Linked DNA regions of Homo sapiens: region 1 is linked to region 2. Evidence: chromatin loops called from intact Hi-C (ENCODE). Cell type or tissue: K562. All regions are shown on one strand. Links, peaks and the distances in the headings refer to the core of each region. The heading gives the core; the rest is flanking DNA.

Evidence for each region. Peaks named below come from ENCODE experiments on the same cell type or tissue, not always from the same donor. Only the 100,000 strongest peaks of a DNase experiment are listed, where the experiment ranks them.
Region 1: a loop joins it to region 2, with 7 times the contacts of the local background. A loop is called at or near these places in 8 of 110 quality-filtered maps.

Annotation. Positions count from the first base shown.
Region 1 is chr3:67,352,430-67,363,008 of GRCh38, forward strand. It overlaps a transcript of SUCLG2 not described here. Among named protein-coding and RNA genes, the nearest start is that of MIR4272, 130 kb to the left of the region's middle. In K562, for the core only: a CTCF peak has its summit at 5,600; no DNase peak of the experiment used is centred there.
Region 2 is chr3:66,966,627-66,977,205 of GRCh38, forward strand. It overlaps LOC105377144 (a long non-coding RNA gene), which reads right to left and starts at 5,792. Exons shown (of 4, transcript XR_940939.2): 1 at 5,719-5,792. In K562, for the core only: CTCF peaks have their summits at 5,380 (motif pointing right) and 5,827; DNase peaks (open chromatin) are centred at 5,415 and 5,815; H3K4me3 peaks cover 189 bases.

The DNA of each region.
Region 1 (10,579 bases), core at 1,812-9,811, 390 kb after region 2:
TTCTTTTGCTGTTGCAGTTTTTGGATGGGTGTTTAATCATACCAAAAAACATGTCAATGATTTCTTTCACAGTTGAGCGGGAGTGAGGGAAACACAAAGCATTTGAAATGAATTCAACTTGCAAAGACTGAGGTGTTTGTACCACAATTTGTTCTTAAAAAATCCTGGTGTCTTGTCTCCAACAATAAAAAAATAATGACAATGCTTCCTTGAAGGGATAGGTGCATGCACTCAAAACTGAATAAATCACTGAAATCTGCCACTTGAGCAAACCATCTGAAATGATAGAAACAGTCTCTACTGGCATCATCATTGTAATGAAGAAATGTGATTTTTAAATCCCATCTTTCATCTTCAAGGTTCACTTAAGCATCTTATTCCATAACAGAAGTGTGAAAACGTAGAGTTTTGAAACTGCTACATATACTTTTTTACAGTATTCTGTTAAGAGTTAAAATCAATAGCCATAATTTATTAATATTCATAGTTTTTACTATTTCTTGAATATTAAACCAAGATCTGGAGACATACTATTTTCTATAAATAGTGATATTAGATTGATAATCAGGCACAACTTCTTTAATTCAAAATCCTTCAATGCTTCATATGTAGTTGCTGCTCCTTTGCTACTGATTACAACATACGTTTTCTATTCCACCTCATAGTTTTCTAATGACCATCAAACAAAATATCTCATCTGCAGAATAGATGCTCAATGGTAAAGAAAACAGAAACTCATCTAGCACCTCCCTCTCTTAGTTATGCCATGCATAGGCTAAGAAACTTTGACATGGTATCCAATTGTGATGCAAAGCACCTGCGTACTCACACAACGTGCTTTCTTCTCCCTGATGCCACTTGCATTATATAATGACCATCAGCATCACCTGATGAAGGAAATTTGCTGAAGGGTCACTCGGCTTTCTCTCCAAGTATGTTGCTAATTCTGCTACCTTTGCCCTGAGGATGCAACCCTGCATGATGCTTTTGTTTTGTTCCCTTCTCTGTCCTTATCAAAACAATTCATCAATTTTGTATTGGAAACTTTATTTTGCATTTCCCATTCTGAGAAAAAACAATTAGTTTACCAGTTAAAATTTGAAGAAGATAAAAAACATAAATATTTTACAACATTATTGAATTTTAAAAGTTGATAAGGCTCTGAGAATTGGACTATCTATAGGTCCCATACAATCCAACTTTTAGATGTTCATCATTATACTTTTTAGACATATTTTGCTGTTTTGTTGACTTCCACCTAACTTTGTATGTCCTAGGAAACACAGATTTGGATTTAGTCTTTATGCTTACAATTTCATCTTAAGCTAAAGTAAATAATAAAAAGTAAATCATTTTACTTGTTTCATCACTACTTTTAAGCTTGAACCATTTCCAGCCATTTATTTATTTTAGTCAATTGGTAGAATAACATAACAGCAAAAAATGCCCATGTAATAAATAATAGCACAATGTCATAAAATTAGTTGAGATGAACTGTACCTTGTTATCTACTTGGAAGAGCATTAAAAAATGCTTTTATGAGGCTATTAAATGACACTTCACCACTGGTTAATTCCTGAATATGGGGGTCATTGACTAGTGTTCTCATTTACCTTTCCAATTCAGGCCTTCTTCAAAAAGTCACCATTCTTTCTTAGAAAGAGATATTAATACAGCCTCTATTCATATTAACCCCACCATGTTATCATCATTCTTCTGATTCAAAATTAATAAATACTGAGAAACAAATTTTCCTCTATCAAAGGGACAGTTTTACTTTTTACTTGTTTCTGTATTCAGTCCAATCAATAACATTTTTAAGTTGTTGGTGGATATTCTGAATATTGTAATTTTTATCATTTTTAAAGGGGCAATTTTGTAAAATGACAAGACCATAAAGGGCTACCTTTGCATGTTCTCTGCTATAGAAAATCAGATGCACTTGTTTTTAGAGAAGAAAAAAAATCATTGTTGACAAAACTCCTGTACAAAGATCTCTAATGCCTTTGGCCAGTAGTCGTCATACCAGATGCAGTCTTTTTAATGTGGACCTTTTTGGTTTAGTCCTTCTTAATCTTTTAATACAATGATGATTAGATTAAATGGGAATGTATATTGAATAAAAATTTGCTAGCAAATATTTTTACTATAACACATTATTATATGAGATATTTTAATCAGCTGTTAAAATTTGATACATGTTGATATTTTCAGTATTTATATGGCTAATATAGCTACCTAGAGCATCCAACAATGTGTAATTAAAAATATTTATCATTACCAGAAATACAAAAGAAGTTGTGGTTAAAACTTAGGCTTTGATGTCATTCTGAACTGGGTTAAAACCTTGTGTTCTCACAAACGATGTGATCTTGATCAAGCAACAACTTCTCGAAATCTGTTTCTTTATTACTACTCAGTTGCAAGCCACATAAGGGTAAGGACCTTATCTACTGAGCTAATATTTTATCACCAACATTTAACACACTGCCTTGAATATGGTAGTCAATTAATAAATATTGAATGACTGAAATAATACATTGAATAATGGGGGCAGTAATATAATTTACCTCATAGGGTAGATGCGAACGTGAAATAAGATTAGGCATGTACAGATCCAGAAGAGAAACATGATTAACTAGCTATTATTAGGGTGACCATATAATTTGACATACATATCGGGACACTTCAGAATAACAGAGGGTGCCATTAATAGTTACATGGGGGCAAAAGATGTGAACTAAGGCCATCCAAGTCAAACTAAGGTATGTAGTCACCCCAGCTCTGGCAAATATTATTAGGCAATATAGGAAACCAAGGATAGAAGGAAATGTGTAATTGTAGATACGTAACATATAATTATTTGACAATGGTTGCAATGTAGACAAATAAAACCACAGCAATAGTGTCTAACCTGGCAAAAACTGCCCCCACCTACCTGCTCGAAGCATTAGAGAGAAGGAACAGTAGAAAAATGACGTTTCCTGAGTCCAAATTTCCACATTGGGTTTTTCAGATTCGTTTAACTTACCAAGTTGAATTAGATTAATAATTCTCTTTCAAGATTCCTTGTCAAATCTCTCACAGTGATTGTTTTTCACCTCTCATATTTCTGGCCCCGCCCTGTCTGAGTGGAATGTTTCAACTTCTAATTCGACAATTTACATATTGACCTGTTTCCTGGCCAATGTTTGTTCTTCCTCAGGATATCTCTGTACTATTACCTGTTCTCTCTTCCACCTCTTCTGTCTATAAAAAAGATACATCTTTCCTTTAGGCTATGGCCCTTCACCTCACAGACACTTTACGTATGTATGTATGTATGTATGTATGTACGTATGTATCTATGTATTTGAGACAGGTTCTTACTCTGTCCTCCAGGCTGGAGTGCAGTGGTGCAATCTCGGCTCACTGCAGCCTTGACCTCCTGACTCAAGTGATCCTCCCACCTCAGCCTCCCGAGTAGCTGGGACCACAGGTGCTCACCATCATACCCAGCTATTTTTTTGTATTTTTAGTAAAGATGGGGTTTTGCCACGTTGCCCAGGCTGGGACACTCTTCTCATCATAGCCTCCAAGATGTTGTTCTTTTTTTTTTTTTTTGAGATGGAGTCTTGCTATGTCACCCAGGCTGAAGTGCAGTGGTGCGATCTCGGCTCACTGCAGCCTCTGCCTCCTCTGCCTCCCGGGTTCCAGGGATTCTCCTGCCTCAGCCACCTGGGTAGCTGAGATTACAGGCATATGCCACCACGCCTGGCTAATTTTTGTATTTTTAGTAGAGATGGGGTTTCGCCATGTTGGCCAGGCTGGTCTCGAACTCTTGATCTCAGGTGATCCACCCGCCTTGGCCTCCCATAGTGCTGGGATTACAGGCATGAGCCACTGCGCCTGACCCAAGATGTTCTTCTATCAGTTTTTCACTCTCTTCTTATTGGTGTCTTCAATATCTCCTTCCTGATAAGATTCAGAAATCTGGATCTTATGCTCTGGAATCATAAACATTTATGTTCTAATTCTGGGTTTTCGATCTCTGTGTGATCTTAGGAAAGCTGGTTAACATCATTGAGCCTCAGTTTCTTCATGGTAAAGTGGTAATTGTAATGCCTAGCTCAAAGAATAGCAAGGAGGATTAAATGAGATAATGTATATAAAATGTCTAGGAGACTTCTGGGCAAGACATTGGCACCTTAGATTCAAACACTGGTGCACATCCTCTCCTCTAAGCAAATAATAAGGGTAGGCAGAACCTTAAAAGAGAAAAGTAATAACATATGTGGAGGCTAAAAAATAAGATAAATCTATCTGGAACCAAAAACTGAACAGAAATACAAAGTCATAAAAGGAGCTGAAAATGGAGGCCTGTTGGACTCTGTTTCCGAAATAGGCAGTGGCTACCAAGAGCTAGGCTTCTATGTGTCAACAAGGACCAAAGGAAAGGCACACAAGCGAGGCAACTGGAATCAGGAGTGACAGGGATCCAGTGTCTGGGGAGAAACTTTTCCATCCCATTGGCAGCACCATTTTCCTTTTTCAACTACAGGCTGCAGTTGTTTTCCACACACTCCCATCTTAAGGCGCCTGTAAGTGCCGTGTTCATAATTCAGTTTCTATTTCCCTTCCCATACCGCTACACTTTTATTGAATGTACATTTTGCATTCCTGTGAAAAACTCACAGTGATTTATACTGATATCCCAGTGGAGCAGGAACCTCAAGGTGACATTATAAGGACTCAGGGTCCAGCTGCTGAATGTAGACAACTGAAAGAGGGAGCAAGAGGAGGGAAAAGAGGGAAGGAGAGAAAAGAAAATAAGAACAATAAACAAAAGTAAATTAAATACTGATTCATCTGCAGCAGAATTTATTCCTGAAAAAATCTATTTTATAAAGGAAACTGACAATGGCTTTAAAATAAATGTTTCAGGTATTTAAAGACAAAAATGAGTAAAACCATGAACATAATAGATTACAACACATAGACTTGGGAGAAAAGAAATAATGATGAGTAAAGAAACTGATGAAATATGTCAGCAAATTTAATGAAGTATTGACTATTTTGGGTGTGTGTTAAACAACACTGTGTTTAGAGAAAAAAAACAAGATGGGGAAAGGGAGCAATTTGGTTAATTAAATTGTGATAAGTAGGAGGATAGAAATGATTAAAAATAGATTTGTTTAAAATATTTATAGTTAAATAGGTAGGTGAAAAAAATTCAGGGTTGCCACTAAAAGTAAACAATACAATATATGCTTTCTGTATTTGTTTTCTACATCTGTACAACAAATTATCACAAATTTAGCTACTTATAAAAATACATACATTATCTCAGAGTTTCTGTGGGTCAGGAGTATGGGCACAGGCTGGCTGGGTCTTCTCTGTTCAGTGTCTCACCAGGCTGCAATCAAAGGGTAGGCCTAGCTGTGTCCTCAAGTGAAGGCTCTCTTAGGGAAAAATCTACTTCCAAGCTTCCTAAGGTTGTTGGCTGAATTCAGGTCCTTGCAGCTGTAGGCCTGGAATCCCAGAATTCCTGCAAGTGTTGGCGAGACGCTGCTCTCAGCTCCCAGGAGGTATTTCCACGTCGTTGTCACCTGACTCCCTCTATAGGCAGTTCACAAAATGACTGTTTCTTTGAGGTCAGCAGGAGAATCTCTCAGACTCCTGTTTCTGATCTCTAAACCTTCATTTGAAGGGCTCCCATAATTAGATCAGGCCCAACCAGGATAACTTCCCTCTTCATTAAGTTAACTGATTAGAGACTTAAATCGCATCTTCAAAATCCCTTCCCCTTGGCTGCACAATGTAACCTAAGCACTGGAGTGCTGTCCCATCATATGCACCAGTCCTGCCCACACTCCAGGGAAGATTATACAAGAAGGTGGGAATTTTAGGGGCCATCTTAGAATCTGCCAACCACAGTCTGTCCTTTGAATCCCCAATGATTTACATTCCTCCCAGATGCAACATGTATTTACCCCTCTCAAAGTTCCCACCAGTCTTATCTCATTACAGCAACAGCTTACAGTCCAGTAATACCATATGTTTGTATGTGTATATCTTTTTCAACTGAAAAGGAGCAATAAGAAACAAAAATGAATGATAAACAGAAGAAACAAAAAATTGTAGAAAGAAATACAAATAAACCAATAATCACAACAAACATAAAGAAATTAAGTTTATTTTTTAAAAGATATAGATTTTTTAAATGAGTAAAGTGCACAGAGTCCAGCTATATGTTTCTTAAAAAACTACAACAAAATGCAGAAAGATTAAAAGAAAGGAACTAAAAAATATATGCCAGTAAAATTGTAATCCCCAAATATCTAGGGTTCTAATATAACATCAGATAAAACAGAACCTAAATCCAAATTATTACAGGGTTAAAGAAGAATACTACTAATGATACAAAAATAACTTCCTAAGATATATAATAATAATTAATTTATGCACATCTAACAGCATTCTCTCTCTCTCTACACACACACACACACACACACAATCATATTGAAACTGGGAACTTTTAACACAACTCTATTAAGTTTATTAACTTAATAATAGTAGAAAAGATTTGAAAACAGAATGAACATGTTTGATGTAATGAACTATAATAAAATTTGTACCTCTATGTTCTTTTCAAGTACAAAGATGCCATTTACAGTAATTAACTGTATCATAATCAAATGTCAACACATCTCAAAGTTTCAATATCATAGCGACTATGTTATCTCACTGTAATGAAATTAAACCAGAAATTAAAAATTAAAAGATAGATAAAAGATCATATATTTAGAACTCTAGAACATTCACTCCTAAATAACATAATCCAAAGGAAAATAACAGTGAGAGAATTACAAAGTATTTAGGATAGAACACCAATGAAAAGACAGCTGAAACTGCAAAATTAGTGAGATGCAGATAAAATATTTACAGGTAAGTTTAAATGGATCTATTCAATATCAAGAAAGACTAAATATAAATGAGTTAAGTATTTAAAGATCTAGACAAAGAATTTAGAAAGAGTAACTCAAAATAATCAGAAGAAAAAATAACAAACATAATCAAGAAATACATAAAATAGAAAACTATAATACACTGGGGCGAATGAACGTGACCACAGCTTGGTTCTCTGAGAAACAGAAAAGGCTGTAGCAAGACTAATTTTTTAAGAATAGGCATAAATAAACAATAACAGCAAGAGAAAAGGAGAAAGATACACCACAGATACTAAAAATGCAATAGTCTGAGAATCAAGGTAATTACATTCTGCTTGTTGATGACTGAGGTAGGAGCAGGCATATGACAATTCTTGTGAAAAGGACAATGAGAAAAAAGGAGAAATTTTGCTAGAACTCTTCTTGAAAAGTATTATTTGCTTTTAGGAAAGGTCAGAAGACAAGAAACTGCCCCTTCCTGATTTTGGATGTTGTTGTCTGAAGATGTGATGGTTGGTACTGTGGCAACCACATTGGATCATGAGGGCAAAACCAAGGGAATAAGAGAAGTTAACAAGAACATTACTGAGCCCCTGAAGAACCAACCCTAGAACCGCCCTATTTTCAGATTCCTGTTATGTGAGATAATACAGTATTTATGTTTAATTAGCTCTTATAAGAATATTCTATGACTTGGAGCCAAATGCATTCTAACGGATATAACATTCTGGAACCAGTTTCTTAATTTTGTTTTATAAACAGATTATAAATAGAGAAGCAAAGTTTTTCCAACTGGAGTGGAATAATCTGAGAGGCCTTCTCTCATGGATGGCTAATATGGTACAGGAGTCATGAATGAAGAGAGGCTGTTATATAGAACGTTCTGAACTCTGATGGAGGTGCTGAACAATAAGGAGGATTAACAAGTGATGTGACAGAAGCTATCCAAAGGGAAAGGACCAATGGCTCATTCCCCACCCATTTAAGGAGCCAAAGCTCTTGGCAATCTGAACATAGTTATCGATTATACATACCCTTCATCCTCATAACTCTTCAAATGCCTTTATTAAACAAGAACACTTCTTGCATACATTACCTACCTGGACACAATTCTAAAATATTTTTGGTGAATGAACAGCTATAAGCCATGCCCTTCCATTTTCCATTTCCATTAGCATGCAGCTGAACCCAAATGTAAAAAAATAATTTTGTGATGATATTCATTAATTTGGAAAAGTAATCTCAGCAAGTATCTTAGCAAAGTAAATCTTTAACATAAAAAAATGCTGATGGCACACTTACTCAGATTTTGGTGGGCGACGTTCTCTTGGATACCAGTTATATTCTCATTTGAATTTCCTGTTTCTTGTTTTATGTGCATATAACTTCCTTTTTTTTCCATAAAAGTACCTGAAATTGGAGTGAGATTCTTGTAATGAGTTTTTTCTTGCAATATATTTAGATGAACAACAACAGTATGGTATTCCTAAGATCCTGTTACTCCTATTCCTTAATGGAAACATCGTGTTACTGATTCTTCTCCCACTGGAGGAATATGCTTTGAGGACTGAACTTTTTTCCCTGTCTCTCTCTCGTTTATTGGGAAAACAACGTCATCGTCTTCTTGGATTGCTGACATTTGGATAAGGCAGATGAAACAAGTAAGTGTCCTACGTCCAGATAGAAATAGCAACCATGCACAAAATTTTCTTATAAAACAGATAATAGAGTGACTATAATAGAGACTAGACCAGAAGTCTGGATTCTTGGGTCCAACTGTTCAATCTTAGGCTTGTTCTGAGATGCCGGAAAAAAAAAAAAATCACTCAAGAGTCTTTTGGTGCCTTTTTGGGCTGCACCTATAAATGGTAATTATACTTTTCTATTATAGAGTTCTCCACCATCTATTGTGATGTGTAACTATATCAAAGGAGTAGTTGACAGCTTAGTTAATGCATAGAGTATAAATCACGTTGAGTTTCTCACAGGAATACAAAATGTACATTAAATACAAAGTCTAGCAGCATGAGAAGGGAAATAGAAACTGTGAATCATGAGCACACCACTTACAGATGTCTCAAGATGTGGGTTATGTGGAATACAACTGCAGCCTGTAGTTAAAAAAGGAAACTGATGCTACTGGTGGGATGGGTTGTTTTCTAGGGCAGGGCTCAGGAGACAGACGAGACAGATTTCTACCCTCGACTTGAAAATGGGCCATTGTGTGAGCCTTGGCAACTTTGGTACAGCCTGCAGCGACTAAAATGGCCTGGCCCCTGCCCACTTCTCTATTATTAGATAGATTGCATTAACGGCCCAATTCTTCATCCTTTCCTGTATCCTTGCTTTTTTGCCATGGGGTTTTAAGCAACTCCTACAAAGAGGTAGAGTATATTTGGGGTATCTTGATTTAGAGTTTGGCCATGTGACTTGCTTTGGCTAATAGAATTTTAGTGGTTGTGATACTAACAGATGTCTAGAAAGTGCTTGCATGTATTTGGTTTTGCTCTTGCTCCTCTGGGATGGTGAGGGGAACATGCCCTGGCTAGGCTGCTGAAGGATGAGACATACAGAACAGAGCCAAGCTGCCCAGGTGTTCCAGCCAAAGCCAACCTAGATCAACCATCAGCCAGCTGGTTCCCAGACATGTGAATAAGCCAAACCAACAGGAAAAATTGCCCAGTTGTGCTTGTCCTAAATAACTGACTCCCAGACTCATAAGCAAAATAAATGCTTATTGTTACAAACCACTGAGTTTTGAGATGATTTGTTATACAGCATTCTTGTGGCTATCAATCTGATATACTTTCCAACACTTCCCTGTTGCTCTCCACACCCACTCCAGCAACATTAGACTTATCTATTTAAGAGAACTTTTCATGTACCCCAGGACAGGATCCTTGCACATGCTGTTCTCCCTCTGCCTGGAGCTGTCTCTTATGCGTCTCCCCTGGCCCCTTACGTTGGCCAGCTCCTTAGCTGAAATACATTTATTCATCAGTTCTTAGCTCAAAAGTAGCTTCCTTAGGCAAGCTTTTCCTTCCAATCCAGAGTAAGTGGGCTTTCTTTAAAATTGCAATATATTTTCATGTATTTGTGTTACTTTATATCAGAGAACTTTTTACTGATGTCTCTGTTAATGAATGATAATCTAATTTTTTTGTGTGTGTGTGATAGTTAAGCTGGTCTCCTCCATGAAATTGCAAAGTCCATGAGTTTAGAGGCTGCAACTGTTATCTGGGTCGCCACTGTATCCTAACGCAGCAGATAATATAGTGTATTAGGTACACGCTACCTAATGCAGTGACAGGCACCAATTTTTATTGAATGAAGATGTAAGTCGTATCCTCCACCTTTTGTGTGTGATGACTGATGAGTTACATTTGTAGCCTTCTCGAGAAGTATGCTTTGAGTAACTGGAGCTGCCTCATTCAAAGATACCTGAGAGGTACACAAATAAGCCCTCTCCCCCACAGGAAGCCTGTAATCAGTGACTCATAGATGCAGCTATGGAGTAGTCCAGCCTGCTTGCCTCTGAGTGAGATAACCTCCGTGGTGTAATTTATGCTCTAGAGCTCCCCGTGAGATGGGGCCTAGGCTTGACTTCTAAAACCACATCTTTGCCAGGTTCCTTTCCCTGCACTAATCTA
Region 2 (10,579 bases), core at 1,522-9,521:
TTTTCTTAAAAGTAACCAAGTATAAAAAAGGCATACTTTTACTGAGACACGAAGTCCCCAAGCTAATTACCATAAAATGAATGAGCTTGGAATATATAAAAGAAGATGTGAAAGTGTTTTATCCAAAGACAGTTCAAGAACCTTTGTGTAAAGAACAGTTTCTGACTCTAAGGCATTGGCATATGTGCAAAGATTTTAAAATAAATGTGTTCAAGACAGGGAGTAATCACTGGTTGCTGATTTTGATCGCTAAGACTAAACTGGAGACTTTGTTTTTCGGGATAATGCAAACAAAACTGTCATCATGTAGTTAATGCTCTATTTTGGGAAGACAGTCTATTGCAAATTACTTTATTAGGAGTTTACTTGACATCCATCTAGAACAGACTGTGGTTCAAAATATCTTATTTGCAATTCTTTTAAATAGATGTTGTAACATGTGTTTTCCACTTTCACAATAAAGGATCTAAAAGTAAGATAATTATTTTAAATGCAAGTCACAAGTCACATATTCCTTTCAGTATATTCACTAACATCAGTCTTGAACTTAACACCAAACTTCTCCAACCATCCTCTTTAGTAGCCTGAAAATAAGTGTTTCAAAACATGGAAAGTGAAATAAGTTTCCATTTCATTGTATCTAGTTTCAATTATTTATGTTTCTAGTTCATTATTTCATTGGTTTGTTCACGCAGGTCATATTTCTGGAGTAGTTAGTATCCAAGAAACCTGCTAGGACAGAGAGCAGAGTAGCCAACAGGGCAAATTCAATCTCTGCTCTCACAGGGCTTACAGTCTAACAGGGAAGACAAGTAGGAAACAATACTTGCACGGAAATCTTTTCTTTTCTTTTTTTTTTTCTTTCTTTCTTTCTTTTTTTTTTTTGAGATGGAAGTCTCGCTCTGTTGTCAGGCTGGAGTGCAGTGGCGCGATCTTGGCTCACTGCAACCTCCGCCTCCTGGGTTCAAGTGATTTTTCTGCCTCAGCCTCTCAAGTAGCTGGGATTACAGGCGCACACAACCCTACCTAGCTAATTTTTGTATTTTTAGTAAAGATGGGGTTTCACCATGTTGCCCAGGCTGGTCTCAAACTCCTGGGCTCAAGTGATCTGCCTGCCTCAGCCTCCCAAAGTGCTGGGATTACAGGCGTGAGCCACAGTGCACAGGCAGAAATATATTTCCTATATACACGATGATAAAATAGAAAGCTCTCAAGCTTTAGAAACATGCAAACCTAAAATCAGATCCTGCCTAGATGTGAGGTAGTGATCACATTTTGGTCTCCTCATTTCAGCAAAATAGGGACTGTGATACCTACCATACTTACCATTACCTGGGATGATGTCTGGAGGAGGCCTGACAATTAATAGGTATTCAAATAATTCCTTTTTTCTCCCTTATTTGCATTCCCTATCCCTTATTTTCCATTAATATAAAACAAGATAACAAAAACTTGGCAGTGAAAAGCTCTTTTCCTCTATTAAATTTAAGAAAATGTAATAAAAATTCAGTTGAAAGCTAAAGCTAAAATAATTTTCTTAGTTAATGAAAGGGTTATCTATACTGAGAATAAGTATATATTGAATTTTGTTATCAAGTTCCTAATCTATTCTGGATGTTCATCCAATTTTCTCACAATAGAAAGCATTTTTTTTAAAAGAATAATATTTTCATTATCTTAGGGACAATGAGATTTTATATTCAAAACAACAAAACCCACAGAAAGCTAAGAATAAAGCAAATATATTCTGCACTTTTTCCTCTTAAGTATAAGAAAATCAAGTTTATGAAATTAAAATTATTTAGGTCTATGCAATCAATTTAAATTTGAACAAAGCTAATACAGTTAAGGAAATTACAAGTAGTTTACAACAACTTTTTTTTTTTTTTGCTTACTAGGGTTGTTGGGTAAAACAAAATGTTAATCTTCATTAGAAGGTTCATGTATATTCAAAATTTTCCAGAGTTTTCTTTCAACTATATTTTTAAGACGTTAAGTAGAAGACTTAATCTTGTGGGTAACATTATGGACCATGACAACCCTATTCCTTATATTTCTTCAGGTACTGCTGGTGCTCATTTAAACCCTATAGGCTTAACTCTGAGCACTTTAATTTGTTATATTTCAATTTAATCTGACTTTCCTTGGAAGAAGGTTTAGGATTTTTGCTTGTGATCTAAAATTCTGATAAGAAAGAGGATTCTGCTACCTTTTCTTCTTGAGATGTAAAGAAAGAGAACAGATAGTGTAACTTCAGAATAATAGGATCTTGGAGCAAGAAGGAGACTTAAAAAAAAGTAACTTAGACCAATTCCCTTATTATATTAATGAGAAAAGTTGGGAGACTTAAGGTTCTATTTCAAGTCAATATCAGAGTCAGGACCGGGGCTCAGTCTGTGGTTCAGATGTGGGGGTGGCTCTTAAGGTGTGGGAAAAGTCTAGGGGTAGCTGGGTGAGTTGGGGTCTGCACCTGTGCATACAATCTTGTGTTTCTCTATTTCTTCTGGAAATTGCATGCAAACAAAACACTTGAGAATATCTGCTTTACTGAGGGGTGTGAGGGAGAACTTTATTATTTATTTCAAAATTTTGAATCCATGTTTTAGGGTTCATGCATCTGTTTTCAGCATTCCATGCAAACTTTTAAAATATCTTATTCTATATCCTTTTAACTGTTTTAAAGACAACAAAGCAATAAACCACACAAACAACTAAACGTGTTATATACCAAATGTTAACACATTGGAGACTTCCAATTCATAGTTCTTTGCTGCTAAATTAACTTACTTTTCTGCAGGTCTTTAAATAAAGCAGGAGTCCCAAAGCAAGCGACAACAGGGACCAAGGAGGTAAGACAGCTGAAGACAGTGAGGACTTCTATGAACTGGAGAGCACAGCCCCATCTAATCCAGGGAGCTGATTGTTGCCTGAGGAAATTCAGCACCAGTGTTGCCAGGTCTTAATTAATTCTTTCAAGAAAAGCATAAAACTCTGTATCTTGATAAACTCATGAAAACAGAAATTTAAAAAACTACTTAGGGATTCAGTCAGTGACTGGCTCATTATCACTTGCTCTAATTAACTGCATTTACTAACCACAGGGTGAAAATAGAAAGTCGCATGAAGGTGGAATAGCACAGCTTTAGAAGCCAGAAAGTGCGGGTCAGAATGTTCTCTCTAGACCTTCAGAGTTTCAAGACCATATGCAAGTACTTAACTCAGAAAGACTCAGTCTTCGTCTGTGAAATAGAGAACAACAGTACCACCTTATAGAATTGGGTGCAATTCAAATGAGATAATACATGTACACACTGTGGGATAGTGCCATGCATCTAAAAAACTTTTTATCATCATCATCATCATCATCATTTCTTCATTCATTTTGAAGTTGTTTCTTTATGGCTATACTACAAATAGAGTCAATGTACCATAATCCCATAGAGCAAACAGACAAACACATTTTATGTTCATAAACATTGTCTTTTAATACAAGCATATTGAATGATTTTTTTTTTTTTTTTGAGAAGGAGTCTTGCTCAGTTGCCCAGGCTGGAGTGCAGTGGCCCCATCTCAGCTCACTGCAAACTCCGCCTCCTGGGTTCAGGCCATTCTCCTGCCTCAGCCTCCAGAGTAGCTGGGACTACAGGTGCTCGCCACCACGCCCGGCTAATTTTTTTTGTATTTTTAGTAGAGACGGGGTTTCACCATGCCAGCCAGGATGGTCTGTATCTCCTGACCTCGTGATCCGCCCGCCTCGGCCTCCCAAAGTGCTGGGATTACAGGCGTGAGCCACCGCGCCTGGCCCATATTGAATGATTTTAAAAAACAATTTAATTCTTTAAATGTACATAGAAATTTAAAATTATTGTTTTCACAATTCCTATATGCACATAATATACAAAAACAATATAGCTATAGGAAAAGAAATAGAATGTGGTTTCCCCTGACATAGAAGATTGAATATCATTTCCAGTTTTAGCCATTTATGTAGTAGTTAGCATAACCTGCCTGAATTCTTCTTGAAACTGTGATTGTTGCCGGCCCTAGTAGAATCTGCAAAGGCTATCATTTTAAAATTAACCTTTCTGGACAGGCATCTGCATGTGATTTAAAATTTTTCTTCAACATCAAAATGTAATAATTTGAAAAGCTTTTCTTCTCCCCGATAAACAGCAGATAATCATCTATTTCAACAAAGTTGTTCAATAAAATTTTGTGAATATTAGAAGATCCATAGCCTATCATGGTTTTTTGTTTCAACCGTCATCCACATAGCTACGCCAAATCCACTGAGCTCTACGGGATAATAAGAAAAGGCCCCACCATATCTCACGGAGTTTAGTGTCAATACAAGAAAATGAGTTTAAAAGTTCCAAAGATAACTTCTTTTTAGCGCTTCTGTACATGTAGGTTTGTGCAGAAGACAGTTATAGTAGTTAGTGATTTAATTTTACCAATTTAAAATTACTATCTGAAAAATGGATTCAAAAGGTAGGGATTTACACAGGGTTTTTGCTGTTTTTATTTGGTTTCAACACATTTATAACATTTTTAGGTGAGCTAAAAACTTAGCGCACCTAAAATAAATAAAATTTATTTCCCAAATAAATTTCAGGTGTGCTAAAGATTTAGCACACCTAGGATAAATAAAATTTAGTTCCCAAATAAATATAAATATGTAACACGAATCATCATAATAATTACATAGACATAAACTCTTTCCTTTGCAAGGCTCGGAGGTCAAGGAAACAAGACTTTAGAGACTTAAGTGACACCCACAACATTCAGAAGCTCAAGGGCACTGCAGTAAGATGGAAAGGGCAAGTCAGGGGCTGTTCTGCATCTGTAAACAGGAAGAGCAATAGTCTCCTTATTTCCCCTAAGGAAGTTCTGAAGTACAGCATGTCATCTTTCCCCTAAAAAGGCTCACTAAACTTAGATTTCTAAACTAAACGTCACAGTTCAAAAATTGCTCTGGAGCTTTCAGACTTCATTTTTGTCCAACCTCATGCTTATTGTATAAAAGGACCAATTTCTGAAAAGCCAGACGATAGGGAGCACGGGTGAGAAGAAACCTGCATTATATTGTCAAAGGGCCGACTCTGAGATTGAAATTGATTCCATGAAGTGCACATTCACATAAATATACAAGATCCACCTCGGTTTAGTTTTATTTCCCCACACATCAAAATATCAAAACTCATTTTCCAAAAGATCAAGATGCTCCAAATTTCAAAAAAAGAGAAAAGCAGCCGAGGATGAATAACCTTTTCTATACCACAAAATTACCCCTTGCAAAGGACAACTAGATTCCTTGTCCACACAAGAGAAACGGTTGTTGAGAATGTCAGAAAGAGGAGACCTTTCTTTTCAGCGCTAGGTGGCAGAGGAGAGTCGCCTATGCGTCCAGGCTGTCCTGGACAGCTGTGGTTGACGCTAACGCCTGGCTGCTCTCACTTTCACCTTCTCTCTGGTGTCAAAGAGAAGCCTTGAGGCCGTCCCGACGGCCTCTTCCTTACAGGGGAAACTGCTGTGAGCTGAACACATACCGCTCTTTCAAACCTTTAAGTGCAGCTTAGTTAACTGGTGGAATTAAGCCCACATTGAAGGGGCCTAAATATACAACCCTGTTCTTCAGGTTAGGAGATCACATGTCAAAATATAACCCCAAATTAATATAAGAAACACGCTGGGGGTGCCAAGTGTTGAACTACTTACAGATGCTGAGTCCTGCAGGAAGCTCTGAGATGGCGCCTGTCTTTCTGGCGCGCCCGCAGGAAGAGGTTTCAGCTGAAACAGCCCGCGAGCTTCATTCGAGCTCCACGTGGGGGCGAGACTCCGAGGAGATGTCTGGTCGGATGCTATTGCCATGATCAACTCTCCTTAGTGTTTGCAAACCTCAAAGAAGAGGTTTTGAAGAAGTCTAGCTTCAGTATCCACCCATGCCCATTAAGCCTCATTTTCTGTTACAAAAATGAGGTTAATAACAGCATCTATTTAAAGGGTTGTGAGGAGTGAATGAGATTGCTGACCCATGAAAAGTGCTCTGTATGGTGCTTTCTCAAAAAAATACTCAAATGTTAGCTATCATTATTACCCCTGCCGAATGAGACAGGGAATGGGAAGGTTCTGTAAAATAAAGAGCAGCCTCATGCCCACTCTCCTCGCACCCTCTATGCTTCCTCTCAGCCGGTAGACTCGGTGTTTCTGCAAGCACATCCTGGAATTTCTCCCGTTTCTTCAGTATGTAAAGCATAGCGTCCACAGCTTTATGCTATGCAATCAGATAAAGGTGGGTCTGAAAACTGCCTCTTAGCCATTTACCAGCTATGCAATTTTAGGCAAATTGCCACCTTTCTGAGCCTCTGTTTCTCCATCTGAAAAACTAGGAAAGTAATAAGACTTTTCTCCACAGGTAATTTATGAAAATGAGATGGTGTACTGTCAGGTGCAGAGGAAGAATTCACCAAATGTTAGCTGCAATTAGTAGTATTCGTATCACTATTAACTTTGCCTGGCGTAACCTCCCCATCTAAAGCTGCTTTCTTTAAAGGCTCACTTTAAAAATGTCTATCTGTCTATATGTCCGTTCTCTCATGCAACACATATTCTTGTGTCTCCTTCATACTCTGGGGGATTAAGAAATGAATTTGACATAGTTCCTGAAATCAAGGAGCTGAGTGTCTGGCAGCAGAAATAAGTCAGTCAGGTGTATAAAGTTTTTAATGCAGTGTAGAGTGCTAAGTGGCCTAACAGGCATTTATTTTAAAGATGGTGTTAATTTGGCCAGGCGCGGTGGCTCACGCCTATAATCCCAGCACTTTGGGAGGCTGAGGTGGGCGGGTCACCTGAGGTCAGGAGTTTCAGAGACCAGCCTGGCCAACATGGTGAAACCCGTCTCTACTAAAAATACAAAAATTAGCTGGGTGTGGTGGTGCATGCCTGTAATCCCAGCTACTCAGGAAGCTGAGACGGGAGAATCGCTTGAACCCAGGTGGTGGAGGTTGCAGTGAGCCAAGATCACGCCACTACACTCTCGCCTGGGCGACAGAGCAAGACTCCATCTCTAAAAAAAAAAAAAAAAAAGGTGTTAATTTAACATGAGGAGAATCTAGGAAGGGAGACAATGTGTACCATATACTATTACAGTTAGCAGCATGAAGTTTTGGGTTACGGAGATCTGGGGTTAAATCTCAGCTTTACCTCTTGCTTTTTAAATATCTTTGGATAATTCATTTGTTTATTTTTTTGAGATGGAGTCTCGCTCTGTTGCCCAGGCTGGAGTGCAGTGGCGCAATCTCGGCTCACTGCAAGCTCCGCCTCCCGGGTTCACGCCATTCTCCTGCCTCAGCCTCCCGAGTAGCTGGGACTACAGGCGCCCACCAGCATGCCTGGCTAATTTTTTGTATTTTTAGTAGAGACGGGGTTTCACCGTGTTGGCCAGGCTGGTCTCTGAAACTCCTGACCTCAGGTGACCGGCCCACCTCAGCTTCCCAAAGTGCTGGGATTATAGGCTTGAGCCACCGTGCCTGGCGCGTTAGCCAGGATGGTCTTGATCTCTTGACCTCGTGATCTGTCCGCCTCGGCCTCCCAAAGTGCTGGGATTACAGGCTTGAGCCACCGCACCCGGCCTGGATAATTTATAATATTCTCTCTGAGCCTCAGTTTCTACATCTGTAAAACAGAGATAATTGTAGAGTGTACATGATGGAGGGTGAAGTGATCGTTACATACAGAAATCCACTTAAAATGTGACAGAAGTTTCAATAAAGGTTAGCTCTTATTCATAGTAATAATGTTAATATAGCTAATCTTGTCACCAAGTCTTGGTGCTGGTGGCATTGAATGGTTCTTGAGTTATGAGTAGGATTTCAATACAGGGCTGGGGGAAGGAGATGAGGCAGGAAGGACAGCTCAGAAGTGAGAAAGAAGGCAAAGTCAGAATGAACAGAGGGTGGCTTACTCTGGCTAGGCTCAGTCTGGCCTCATCACACACTAAAATGTGTAGTTAGAACAATCACTTGTCTTGCTTTACCTGGGACTGAAGGGTTTTCTGGGGAAGCAGAACTTCCGGTCAGCAAAAACTGGGGAAGTCTTGGGAAAAGGAGGATAAGATGATCACCCTACATGCATTAGGCCTTTCTTGTGTTGCTATAAAGAAATACCCGAGACTGGATAATTTATTTTAAAAAAAGAAGAAGTAGTTTAATTGGCCCACAGTTCTGCAAGCTGTAAAAGCATAGCACCAAAATTGCTTAGCTTCTGGGGAGACCTCAGGGCACTAGTATTCATGGCGGAAGGCAAAGTGGGGGCAGGCACATTACACGGTGAGAAAAGGAGAGAGTGGGGTGGGGGAGGTGCCACACACTTTTAAATGACCTGATCTCCTGAGAACTCACTATCACTACCATGAGGACAGCACTAAGCCATTCATGAGGGATCTGCCCCCATGACCCAATCACTTCCCACCAGGCCCCACCTCCAACACTGGGGATTACATTTTAACATAAAATTTGGGCGGGGACAAATATACAAACTATATCACTATGCTTCAAGAATTGTGGCTCAACAGACAAGGGTCTTGAAGGCCATGTGAGGGGGTTGAGGCTGTATTTGTAGGCAATAGGAAGCTCTTGAAAGTTTTTGAGGTGAGGAGTGACTATTCAGAAGTGTGTTTCAGGCAATCAGCCTACAAAACAAAGGTTTTGTCTCTCATCCTTGCCCAATAAGTCTCTTCTGCATTGTTCCTTCCACAGTCCTTGGTTTATATCTGCCCTCTCTGTTTATCACACTGTATCTGTGTTAAAAATATATGTGAGTGTCCTCATCATCTTACAATATAATCTCCTCAATGTCAAGATTGGGTCTTCACCATCTTATCTCCATTATGTCTTATATAAGCTCAATATGTATTGAATTAAGTTGAAAGCTTGTGATTCTATACAATACAATATTAATTGACATTTACAATTCATCTCGGTTCAAAATTGAACATCAGGTGTCAGTGTGTCTAGTAATTATTCTTCTGATGACATGGAAAGTCAATCTTTAAAATATTGATTGGGAAATCTACACACAAAATAATCCTCTGTAAATGTAAGAAAGTGTTCTTCTCTTTTCCATGAACATTTCTAATTGAAAAAACTGTTCTTACCCACTCAATTGACCAGTAAATGCTTTGTAGTATGATGTTCTCTTCCCTTTCTGGGCCTGAGATACAGGTTCCCATGGAACCTCGACTGTACCTGTATCTCAGGTAAAGGAGAGCAATTGGTAGAGTTTCCATGCAGGGTTCCAGTTGGCCTAAGGTCATTTTTGAATGCTTACGGGAAAAGTTTGTTTTAGGCACTGATATGGTTTGGATCAGTATGCCAACCAAATCTCATGTTGAATTATAATCCCCAATGTTGGAGATGGGGCCTGGAGGGAGGTGATTCGATCATGGATGCGTTTTTCATGAATGGTTTAGCACCCTCCACGTGGTGCTGTTCTCATAATAGTGACTGAGTTCTCGTGAGATCTGGCTGTTAAAAAGTGTGTTGCACCGCCCATTGGCTCTCCCTCTTGATCCTGCTGCAGCCATGTGACTTGCCTGCTTCTCGTCACCTTCCACCATGATTGTAAGCTTCCTGAGGCTGAGCAGATGCCAGCACCATGCTTCCTATCCAGCCTGCAGAACCATGAGCCAATTAAACCTCTTTTCATTATACGTTACCCAGTCTCAGGTATTTCTTTATAGCAACGTGTGAATGAACTTATACAGGCACTGTCAAGTCAATGAATCAAGTAAAAAGCATTTACACACAGACCCTAACTTATAATGGTTTGGCTTACAATTTTTTGACTTTACAACGGTGTAAAAGTCAGCAACATTATGTATAAACTATACTTTGTGTACCCACACAACCATTCTGACTTTTTACATCATTGCTGTAGTCAATAAATTATATGAGATATTCAATATTTTATTATAAAATTGGCTTTGTCTTAGATGATTTTGCCCAACTGTAGGCTACTGTAAGGGTTCTGAGCATGTTTAAGGTAAGCTATGCTATGCTATGATGTTCAGTAGGTTAGGTGTATTTAATGCATTTTTGATTTACAATATTTTTTTTGATGGGTTTGTCAGGACGTAACCCCATCATAAGTCAAGGAGCATGTATATTTATTTCTATATGTACAGGATTGTGGAAGAAGCCAGGATATATTAATCTGTGAGATAACATAGCATGGTGGGTTTTTTGGTTTGCTTTTGTTGTTTTGCTTGTTTGTTTGTTTTATTTGAGATAGGGTCTAGCTTTGTTGCTCAGGATGGAGTGCAGTGGTGCAATTATGGATTGCTTCAGCCTCAGACTCCTGGGCTCAAGTAATTCTCCTGCCTCAGCCTCCCAAATAGCTGGAACTATAAGTGTGTGCCACCACACCTGGCTAATTTTAAAAAAAATTATACAGACAGGGTCTTTCTATGTTGCCCAGGCTGGCCTTGAACTCCTGGCCTCAAGCAATCCTCCTGTCTTGGTCTCCCAAAATGCCGGGATTACAGGTGTGAGCTACCACACTGGGCCTAGCATGGTGGTTT